2 separate regions of the Homo sapiens genome follow, and region 1 is linked to region 2. Evidence: read pairs that join two places in POLR2A ChIA-PET (ENCODE). Cell type or tissue: MCF 10A. All regions are shown on one strand. Each heading gives the region's core, and the rest is flanking DNA. Links, peaks and the distances in the headings are about the cores only. Region 1 has its middle 19 kb from the start of DHRS9. Region 2 overlaps ABCB11 (ATP binding cassette subfamily B member 11).

Region 1 (5,393 bases), core at 280-5,279, 58 kb before region 2:
TCAGACCATTCAGCCCAGTTGAGCTGCCCAATGATTGCAGACACATATATGGTACTTGGTAAGACTTCCATTTGAGGTCACTTCAATTCTTTTTTTGTTTGTTTGTTTTTTGAGATGGAGTCTCCCCCTGTTACCCAGGCTGGAGTGCAGTGGCATGATCTCGGCTCACCGCAACCTTCACCTCCTGAGTTCGAGTAGTTCTCGTGCTTCAGCCTCCTGAGTAGCTGGGATTACAGGCACACTCCACCATGCCCAGCTAATTTTTTGTATTTTTAGTAGATACGGGGTTTTGCCATGTCACCCAAGCTGGTCTTGAACTCCTGAGCTCAGGCAATCCACCCTCCTTGGCCTCCCAAAGTGCAAGGATTACAGGTGTGAGTCACCACACCCAGCCTGGGTCACTTCAGTTCTTAGCCTGCAGAATTGTCAGTGTTGAGGATCAGAGCATGGTACCCAAAATACGGCACCTTGGCATACGGAGTATGTTAAGCTGGAGGAAACTGAGAAAACTGCACAATCAGGCAGGTTACTCTCGATCCTTCTCCAACCTTTCTCTCTTGAAGCAAGTCATAAAAGAATTCTCTGACCTACATTCCCGGAAAGTAGGTTATAAGACCCTCATTCCAGAGGGGTCCTGTTCTATACCTGAAGTGCAAGAAGAATCTGAACAGGCCTTGTCAAGTTCCCCTAGCTTATTACCATTAGATCACACCGTTTTGTCCTCCAGTCACACTTCTGCACCACTGCCCATAAAAATACAGTTTTCCTTGGGTCTTTAGGTTTTCTCTTTGGGTCTCCCGTGTAACAACAGACATGTTAACAAGAGAAAGGGATAAAAATTCGTGATGGGTGAGGAAAAGATATTATTTCTCCTCTACATCAGCAAGTAAAATGGTTGTTGTTTAAAGCAGTGAAGCTTTAGGGTAGTGTGTTATACAGCAAAAGCTAATTGATACAAGCTTATATAGCAAATTCTTATGTTTATACATAGTTATTTTGGGGTCATTTGCAATTCCAAGTTGAAAAATGACACTAAGAGTGCTTAGTAACTGACTATATCTGCCAGTGGGTGTTTTATTAGTCTTTTGTAATTAACAGGTCATTTAATGTGGATTCTAAAGATATAAAATATCATTTCTCAATTTCTTTGGTATTAAAAACTCTCATTTTTTCTGCAGCAAGCAACTGTTTATTTGCTTAAACAATAAAAAAAGCAAATGTTTAGTGATTCCCTAGGCAAAGACAGTGTTCTATATTTACAAAAAATTGAAAAATTATTTAATCGTGACTATCAAGTTTTTAACAGAATAGCACCAGTAATTTTTTAAACAACTGTCAAACATGGTAAGTGATCATTTCAAAGGTGAACATTTTTTGTCTTAAATATTTTCCGAATTTTTTCTCTATTTTTGTGATTTGAAATTTTTACCAGAAATTAACCAAGGGTGGTTCTGTTTATGTTGACCTTTAATCTTTATACTTTGAAATTTTTCTACTCAGAAAGTTAATTTACTAAATGATTATTAGTTCAATTTTATTGGCTTTGTTACTTCTTCAGGAAGCTTCGCACTTCTTGTAGGTCTCCGTTTTCTGTAATTTAAATTGATAATCTCTACTTCATCATTTTCTAATTTTTATGTTCTACAGTTTGGAAGAATTCTCACATTTATATATCATGTCACAGATTCCATTTCTTATGTTTGCTTGTTGTTTACTGTTTATAGTGAAGATTTCAATTCTGTTATGGTAATGCATTTTTAGTTTTCTGTTCTCCTTCCTTATTTCCTTCTATGATCTTTTCACATAATGATTTTCTCTCCTCCTGTCTTTTACTCCTATTTCATTTATTTTATATGCCTCTGCTTCCTATTCAGTTTGCCAAACAGTTTTCTAAATTTTTTTTTGGTGTCAATTTTAGTCACTTTTAGGCCTGTGTACTTGTTAGCAGTGTATTAGGTCTGCCATGATAAAAGACTACAGACAAGATAGCTTAAACAACACAAATTTATTTTCTCACCATTCTGGAGGCTGGAAGTCTGAGATCAGGGTGGTGGCTGGTGTAGTTTCTTCTGAGGCCTCACCTTGCCTTGTAGATGACTGCCTTCTCACTGGGTCCTCACATGGTCTTTCCTCTGTGAACGCACATTCCTACTGTCTTTCGTGAGCTAGGATGCCTCACAAGGATGCCTCTTCTTACAAGGATACCAGTCAAATTGGATTAAGGCCTACTCTAACAGCCTCATTTTAACTTAGTCACTGCCTTTAAAGGAACTATCTCCAAATGCAATCACATCCTGAAGCTTCTAGATAGAAATTGGGGTTGGAGAGGACAATTTAACCCACAAGAGTACCTCAAGTGTAAGTACGACCTTCCCTTTTTGTCATTAATCATTGTGTGTATGCGTCATATTTTGTTGTTTTATTCCTGCTTAGTCATCTTTGCATGAGTAGAAGTGATGAGTCTAGAAATAATGTTTACAATTAGATAAAGCATATAAATTTACCTTGGAGGTGCTTTTTGTTCATTTGAATAGTTGTTTCTATTCTTTGTTTTGTGTGGCAAAATACACATAACATAAAATTTACCATTTAAAATTTTAAGGTGCATGATTTAAAGATATTAAGTGTGTTCACAATATTGTGCAATAATTACCACTCTCTGGTTCCAGAAATTTTTCATTATCCTAAATGAAAACCCTCCATCCATTAAGCGGTCACTCTCTATTCTCTTCTCCCCTCCATCTCTGGCAAACAATAATCTCTTCTTTCCCTGTGGATATGCCATTCTGGATATTTCATTAAGAGAATGGAACCATGCAACAAGTGGTCTTTTCTGTCTAGCTTTTTTCACTTAACATAATTATATTTCAACGTTTATTTATGTTGTAGCATATATCAGTACTTTATTTCTTTTATAGTTGAATAATGTTCCATTGTATGCCACATTTTGGTTAACTACTCATCTGCTGATGAACATTTGGGTTGCTTTTGACTATTATGAATACAGTTGCCATGAACATACACATACACATTTTTGTTTGAATGTCTATTTTCAATTCTTTTGGTTATGTCCTCTAGGAGTGAAATTGCTGGGTCATATGGAAATTATATGTTTAACTTATTGAGGAACTGTCAAACTGTTTTTCATAACAGACAGCTGTACCATTTTAAATTCCCACCAGCAATGCATGAAGGTTTCAATTTCTCCATATCCTTGTCAACCCTTGTTATTACCTATATTTTTTTTAACTTTGGGCATCCTAGTGGGTGTAAAGTGATATCTCACTGTGGTTTTGATTTGCACTTCCCTAATGCTGAACACCCTGTTTATATATTCTGGACACCAGAGCCTTATCAGATATTTGATTTGCAAGTATTTTCTTCTATTCTATAGGTTGTTTTTTACTCTCTTGACAGTATCCTTTGATGCAAAAAAGTTTCAAATTTTGATGAAGTCCGATTTTTATCTTCCTTCTTTTGTTGCTTGTGCTTTTGGTGTCATATTTAAGAACCACTGCCAAACTGAGGTCATAAAGATTTGCCCATATATTTTCTTCTGAGTTTTATCATTTTGGCTCTTAGATTTAGGTCTTTGATCTATTTTGAGTTAATTTTTGTATATAGTGTGAGATAGGTGGTCCAACTTCATTTTTTTAACTTGTGGATATCCACTAGTCCCAGCACCATTTTGTTGGAAAGTCTATTATTTCCCTGTTGAATGATCTTGGCGCTCTTGTCAAAAATCAGTTGGCCATAAATGTCTGAGTTTCTTTCTGTTTTCTGGTTGATTTGTAGTGTTCTCTTCCTTCTTTCCTGTCTTCCTTTTAGTGAAGCTAATTTTCTCTGGTGGTATGTTTTAATTTCTTGCTTTTTGTTTTTTGTGTGTGTCTGTTGTACGTTTTTTTTTTATTTGAGGTTACCCTGAGGCTTGCAAATAATATCTTACAACCCATTATTTTAAACTGATGACAACTTAACAGTGATTGCGTAAACAAACAAGCAAAGAGAAAACTAATACAAATTCTACATTTTAATTTCATCCCTCTGCTTTTAAACTTTTTGTTGTTTCTATTTATACTTATTGTACTGTCTTGGAAAGCTGTAGTTATTATTTTTGATCCGTTCATCTTTCTTTCTACTCAAGATATGAGTATTTTATACCCCACAATTACAGTGTTATAATATTCTGTGTTTTTCTGTGTACTTATTATTGTTGGTGAGTTTTACAACTTCAGATGATTTCTTATTGTTCATTAATGTCCTTTTCTTTCAGACTGAAGGACTCCTTTTAGCATTTCTTATAGGACAGGTCTGATGTAGATGAAATCCCTCATCTTTTGTTTGTCTAGGAAAGTCTTTATTTCTCCTTCATGTTTGAAGGATATTTTCACAGTATATACTATTCTAGGATAAACGGTTCCTTGCCTCAGCACATTAAGTAAGTCTTGCCATGCTGTCCTGACCTGTAAAGTAACCCCTGAAAAGTCTGCTGACAGACATATTGGAGCTCCATTTTATGTTATTTGTTCTTTTCTCTTGCTGCTTTTTGGATCTTTTCTTTATACTTGACCTTTGGGAACTTGATTAATAAATGGCTTGAGGTAGTCTTCTTTGGGTTAAATCTGCTTAGCATTCTCTAACTGTCCTGTACTTGAATATTGGTATCTTTTTCTAGGTTTGGAAAGTTCTCTGTTGAATAAACTTGCTACCCCATCTGTCTCTCTCTCTACCCCCAAAAAGCCAATAACTCTTAGATTTGCCCTTTTGAGGTTATTTCTAGATCTTGTAGATCTTGTAGACATGCTTCATCCTTTTTATTATTTTTTCTTTTGTCTCCTCTACTGTGTATTTTTAAATAGCCTTTCTTCAAGCTTACTAATTCTTCTGCTTAATCAATTCTGCTGGTAAGAGACTGACACATTCTTCAGTGTGTAAATTGCATTTCCAGGATTTCTGTTTGATTCTTTTTAATTATTTCAGTCTCTTTGTTGAATTTATCTAATAGGATTCTGAATTCCTTCTCTGTGTTATCTTAAATTTCATTAAGTTTCCACATAACAGCTATTTTGAATTCTCTGTCTTAAAGGTCACATATCCCTGTCTCTCCAGGATTGGTCCTGGTGCCTTATTTAGTTAACTTGCTGAGGTCATGTTTTTCTAGGTGGTCTTGATGCTTGTGGATATTTGTTGGTGTCTGGGCATTAAAGAGTTAGGTATTCATTGTAGTCTTCACAGTCTGGGCTTGTTTGTACCTGCCCTTCTTGGGAAGGCTGTCCAGGTACTGAGTGTTGTGACCTAAGCTTCTGGTCCCTGCAGCTGTAACTTCATCAGGCGGGCACCCCAAGCTCAGTAATGCTGTGTTTCTTGTAGGCTCATAGAAGTGCCATCTTGGT
Region 2 (5,393 bases), core at 157-5,156:
ATGTTCTCAGGAATATGAATTTAATATAATTATATTCAATAAATATTCTGGAGCAATTGCCTTGCACTTGTGCTCTTGAGGAACTTACAGCCTCGTAGGGGAAATAAGAAATGCAAGCAAATAATCAGAACTAACACATATTGTTTATTATATGATAGGCGCTGTCCTATAGGCTTTACATATATTCGCTACTTTAATCCTCATTATTACCCATTGGGGTAGGTTCTATTATTGTTCTTATTTTACAGACAAGAAAATTGAGCCACAAAAAGGTTAAGTAACTTGCCCAACAAGAGTCTGTATTCAAATTCCTAGTCTGGCTCCAGAATCTGCACTCTTCACCACTACTCTATACTGCCTATATGCAGAATGCAATAATTCCACACACATACAAATGCACAAGGATTAATTACAGTGTTACGGAAACACAGGGAGAAAGGTGTTACTTCTTCTTGGGGGATTATACAAGATTGATGCACGAGAAGGTATGTGACTAGAACCTTGAGGCTGAAAGGATTCAGCAGGCATGAAGAAAGAAAAGCTTTGCAAGACAGAGCAAGGATATTAGCTATGTAAAAGAAAAAGACAAATAAGATGGTTTCCAAAAGCCTTTATCAACACTGAGTACCAGCTGGGAAACCTAGATTAAGAACAAAATTGATTGGCTATCAGGAAAGAGGCTTGATAACATCCCAAGGTGCAGCAAATTTTCCAAGATCTGAGAGGCTGTTAATGCTATCCAAGGGTGATAGGGATAGAGAGATGGGAATGTTTAAAAGGGAAAGACTGAGACTTTCAGCAAGATATTTGAATGATCAAATTCAGTTTTAGTGACCAAAATCTTTCTGGTTTCTAGTGATATTAATAAAATCAATGATGCCATAGCTGACCAAATGGCCCTTTTCATTCAGCGCATGACCTCGACCATCTGTGGTTTCCTGTTGGGATTTTTCAGGGGTTGGAAACTGACCTTGGTTATTATTTCTGTCAGCCCTCTCATTGGGATTGGAGCAGCCACCATTGGTCTGGTAAGAATGTCTTTTTGCATCTCTCCATGGGAAGACATTTGCCTTCATAAACAGCCAAAAATGTGAAGCTTGAGTCCCTTTTCCTGAGTACAGTTAGCAACATAATTATCACTATCTTCATGTAGTTTGTTAGATTACTCCCCAGTGTCAAATGACATTTCATCGAATAGGGATTAATGATGTTTTAATAGGTAAATATTGTTTTATTAACAGCAATTACATTTATTGAGCATTCACTGTTTCTCTAGGCACTACTAGGAGCTTAATAGTCATTATCTCTAATCTTTACAACAATCTTATAAAGTGAGCACTAACATCATTTTAAATATAAGAAACTAGGCTCAGAAAGGTAAGGGGATTTGTCTGGGACTGCACAGCTGGCAGAGTAGGATTCAAGTCTAAGGGGCTCTGACTCCAAACCCCACTCACTCTCCAATATGCCTATTGTTCTCCATGTCCTCCCAAGCTTGGGCACTTCCCTGAAAAGGCACAACAGACAAAGAGCATTAACAAGCACACAAGAAGGATTTCTGCAATCACAACTGTGTTCTCCATTTCATCTTATCTTTCAGATAACCTCTTTCAGAGAGAGGTGATCTGACCCATTCCAAGAGTTATCCCAGTCACTGTCTCGGTTCCCCAGGAATTGAGGCCTGGACAACATATAGGAATAGGAATTTCGGGTCACATCAGCTAAAAACACTCCCAAGGACTGAGAAATTATTATTAGAGCAGCCACATTAGATAGCACGTTATGGAATCAGGCATACTAAAACTGTGCTATAAATGAGAATAGAATTTAACTGAAAAACTGCATACACCCTCACACATCGTTGAGCAATAGGTACCAACTTCCTATTGCTCAATAGCAAAATATTCTCACAGTGTCTACATTATTCAAACATTTCCCAGATAAAATAGAAAATGGTTTAAAGTGACAATAGCAAAGAGCTCGCTCCATTTCATTAGGTCACCACTTGGCTGTACCGCTAACAGGTTGTGTGACTCAGGAAAAATCCATTTAACCCCTGAAAACCTCAGTTTCCTTGTCTTTAAAATAGGGATAATACCTCCCAAAAACATTATGATGATTCAGGGAATAATCCACGTTATGCATTTAAGCCGTGTCGGGCACAGAATCAATTGCTAAAGAGAGATGTATATGTTTTTCAATCCACTATATCATTCAAGTTTTACGGCAGTCTTTCCTACTAACCACTTTCCAACTATACTCCAGAGAACCCTCAACTTCCACAGAAGAGCTTCAGGGGTTTTGCAAACATTTTTTCATTTTTTTTCTGAATACACTAATCTCTTTCTTCAAACCTGTGATAAAGTAATATACACACTCACGTGGATCATAGGCCACATTTCAACATGTTGGAGGTTAACATATAGCCCAGTTCACTTGGTTTTAAACAGCTCTAACGCTTAGTTTCTCTAGTCATCTCAGTACCCATTTCTAGCTTCTCATAAACTCGTCACTGATTTGGAATGTTGTAGGTCTGCACATGTCTTGTCTTGCTTTCAAGTCTGTGTATGCTTGTCCTTATACAACAAACTTCTACAAGCAACTATACAACAAACTATACAAGCAACTTCACTAGGCTCAAATGTAAATTTTAATGTTAATAAAAACAGCTTCCAGTCTTGGTAACACAGTGAGATCCCATCTCTACAAAAAAAAAAAAAAAAATTTTTTTTAAATAGCCAGGCATGGTGGCATGTGCCTATAGTCTCGGATACCCAGGAGGCTGAGGCCAGTGAAATGCTTGAGTACAGGAGTTTGAGACTGCAGTGAGCTAGGATCATGCCACTGCATTCCAGCCTGGGCAACAGAACAAGAACCCGTCTCTTTAAAAAAAAAAAAAAAAAGCCTCACTTTCCTTACTGTTACATGTTTAATTCACATGTTTTATAAAATGTACACTGATGAAATTAATATATTGTTTTTAAAAACTACTATGAATACTTACTTAATTTACATCTTAGAATTCCATCTAAGATTTTGATAAGAGTTTTGCTGCTAAAAGTTTGGAAAAACTACTGGAAGATAAACTCCCTTAATCTGGGTATTATATATATTTTTATATTTCTGAGCTAGTTGATCTTCCGCAATATGTGTTTTTTCCTCTTCTTATTTATTAATCTGTGCCAGGGTTTTCTTTGGGGGTTCATTTTGACTAGGACTCAATCCAAGTCAGTTTTAGAAAAAGTAATGTGTCTACTGTTAAGTACAGATGTCTTTTCATTTCCTTTTGTAAAAATCAAAACTACATAGTTGAGCGTCTCCAACTGAGTGAAAATGGACTTTCTTTTCTGGAATCATCTGAAATCGTCTTTCAACATCATGCCTATACTTTATATGTTATATGTCATATATTATACCCAATCATGATATCTGCATGTGTCTCTGGCGTTTGTCTATAAATTATGCAATGGCCATTGGCTAATAGCAATGAACTATGACATGGTCTAACTTAACACTTTATTAGTATAATGACTGAAACACTTTAGTCTTACAGAATGTCCTATTTGGAATTTATTCTTTGAGGAGGTTCTTACTTTTAGTAGGGTCATTTTGATATATCAACAACCAGACAACCCTGGATGAAGCTTACCATAGACCAAATTTGGACCAGATTTCTTCCTCCTGTCAATGATGTTACAGTGAGAATCTAATATTGTATTAAACCCATGCCACATGTTAAATGAATCTGAATGACAGACTGACTTACCTAATTTCTTGGACTTCACATTTTCTTTTCTTCTTTTTGATTTTTAGAGTGTGTCCAAGTTTACGGACTATGAGCTGAAGGCCTATGCCAAAGCAGGGGTGGTGGCTGATGAAGTCATTTCATCAATGAGAACAGTGGCTGCTTTTGGTGGTGAGAAAAGAGAGGTTGAAAGGTTGGTTAATTGGAATCTGATTCTTTCCTTAATTTCATCAATCAGCATAGTACCCTGAGTCTCTCAGTTTGTGCAAAGCGGCAGACCCACCTTGGTCTGTGGCCTCCAGAGGAAGTACTTGTTCAAGAGGGAGCTAAGCAGAGTAATTTAGGTTGGTAATTTAGGTACTATAAGAAGTCCCAAGCCTTTAGCAGTATGTTTTTAAAGATGTTGCAGTTGGCAATTTTTAGAAAGCCAGCTCAGGGTAGATATTTATTTCAAACTCTGATGGTATGTATGTATAAATATTATACCTCATATCAGTCTATAATGCTGTTTGCTGTCATTAAAGAAAAGCCTACATGAGACATTACAACTGATACCACAGAAATACAGAAGATCATAAGAGATTACTAAAAACAAACGCCAACAAATTGGATGACCTAGAAGAAATGGATAAATTCCTATAAAAATACAACCTGCCAAGGTTGAATCACGGAGAAATAAAGAGAAATAAATCTGAACATACCAATAATGAGTAAGGAGATTGAATCAGTAATAAAAAGTCTCCCATGAAAGAAAAGCCCAGGACCTGATAGCTTCATTGCTGAATTTTACCAGACATTTAAAGAAAAACTAGTACCAGTCCTCCTCAAATTCTTCCACAAAATTAAAGCGGAGGGAATACTTCACACTCATTTTACAAGGCCAATATTACCTTGATACCAAAGCCAGAAAAGGATACTACAAGAAAATCAAAGGCCAATATCCATGATAAACATGGACGTGAAAATGCTCAACAAAAATACTAGTAAACCAAATTGAATAGCACATTAAAAGAATCATTCACCATGATCAAGTGAGATTTATCCCTAGGATGTAAGGATGGTTCAACATAGGCATGTCAATAAATGTAATATACCACATTAACAGAATGAAAGACAAAAACCATATGGTTATCTCAATAGATGCTGAAAAAGCATTTAACAAAATTCAATATCCTTTCCTGACAGAAACTCTCAACAAATTAGGTATAAAAAGAATGTACCTCAATACAATAAAGGTAACATATGACAAGCCCACAGCTAAATCATACTCAAGGGTGAGAATTTGAAAGCTTTTCCCCCTAAGATCAGGAACAAGACAAAAATGCCCATTCTTGCCACTTCTTAGCAACCACAAAAGACCTTGAATAGCAAAAATCCTGAACAAGAAGAACAAAGCTGGAGGCATCACGTTACCTGATCTCAAAATCTACTACAAAGTAATAGATCATTATTAGATTATTTGATTACTATAGTAATAAAAACAGCATGGTACTGGCATAGAAACAGACACATAGACCAGTGAAAAAGAATGGAGAGCCCAGAAAGAAGTCCATGCATTTATAGTCCATTGATTTTCAATAAAGAGACCAACAACACACCATGAGGAAAGGGCAGTCTCTTCAATAAACGATGTTGGGGAAACTGGATA

What was found. ChIA-PET counts read pairs that join two places held together with the same protein. Peaks named below come from ENCODE experiments on the same cell type or tissue, not always from the same donor. Only the 100,000 strongest peaks of a DNase experiment are listed, where the experiment ranks them.
Region 1: POLR2A ChIA-PET joins it to region 2 with 9 read pairs; 3 of 35 experiments call an interaction of 5 or more read pairs at or near these places.

What each region holds. Positions count from the first base shown.
Region 1 is chr2:169,047,928-169,053,320 of GRCh38, reverse strand. No RefSeq gene overlaps it. Among named protein-coding and RNA genes, the nearest start is that of DHRS9, 19 kb to the left of the region's middle. In MCF 10A, for the core only: no CTCF peak of the experiment used is centred there; a DNase peak (open chromatin) is centred at 2,400.
Region 2 is chr2:168,989,346-168,994,738 of GRCh38, reverse strand. It overlaps ABCB11 (ATP binding cassette subfamily B member 11), which reads left to right. Exons shown (of 28, transcript NM_003742.4): 8 at 857-1,028; 9 at 3,814-3,938. Among named protein-coding and RNA genes, the nearest start is that of ABCB11, 39 kb to the left of the region's middle. In MCF 10A, for the core only: no CTCF peak of the experiment used is centred there; DNase peaks (open chromatin) are centred at 1,898 and 2,518.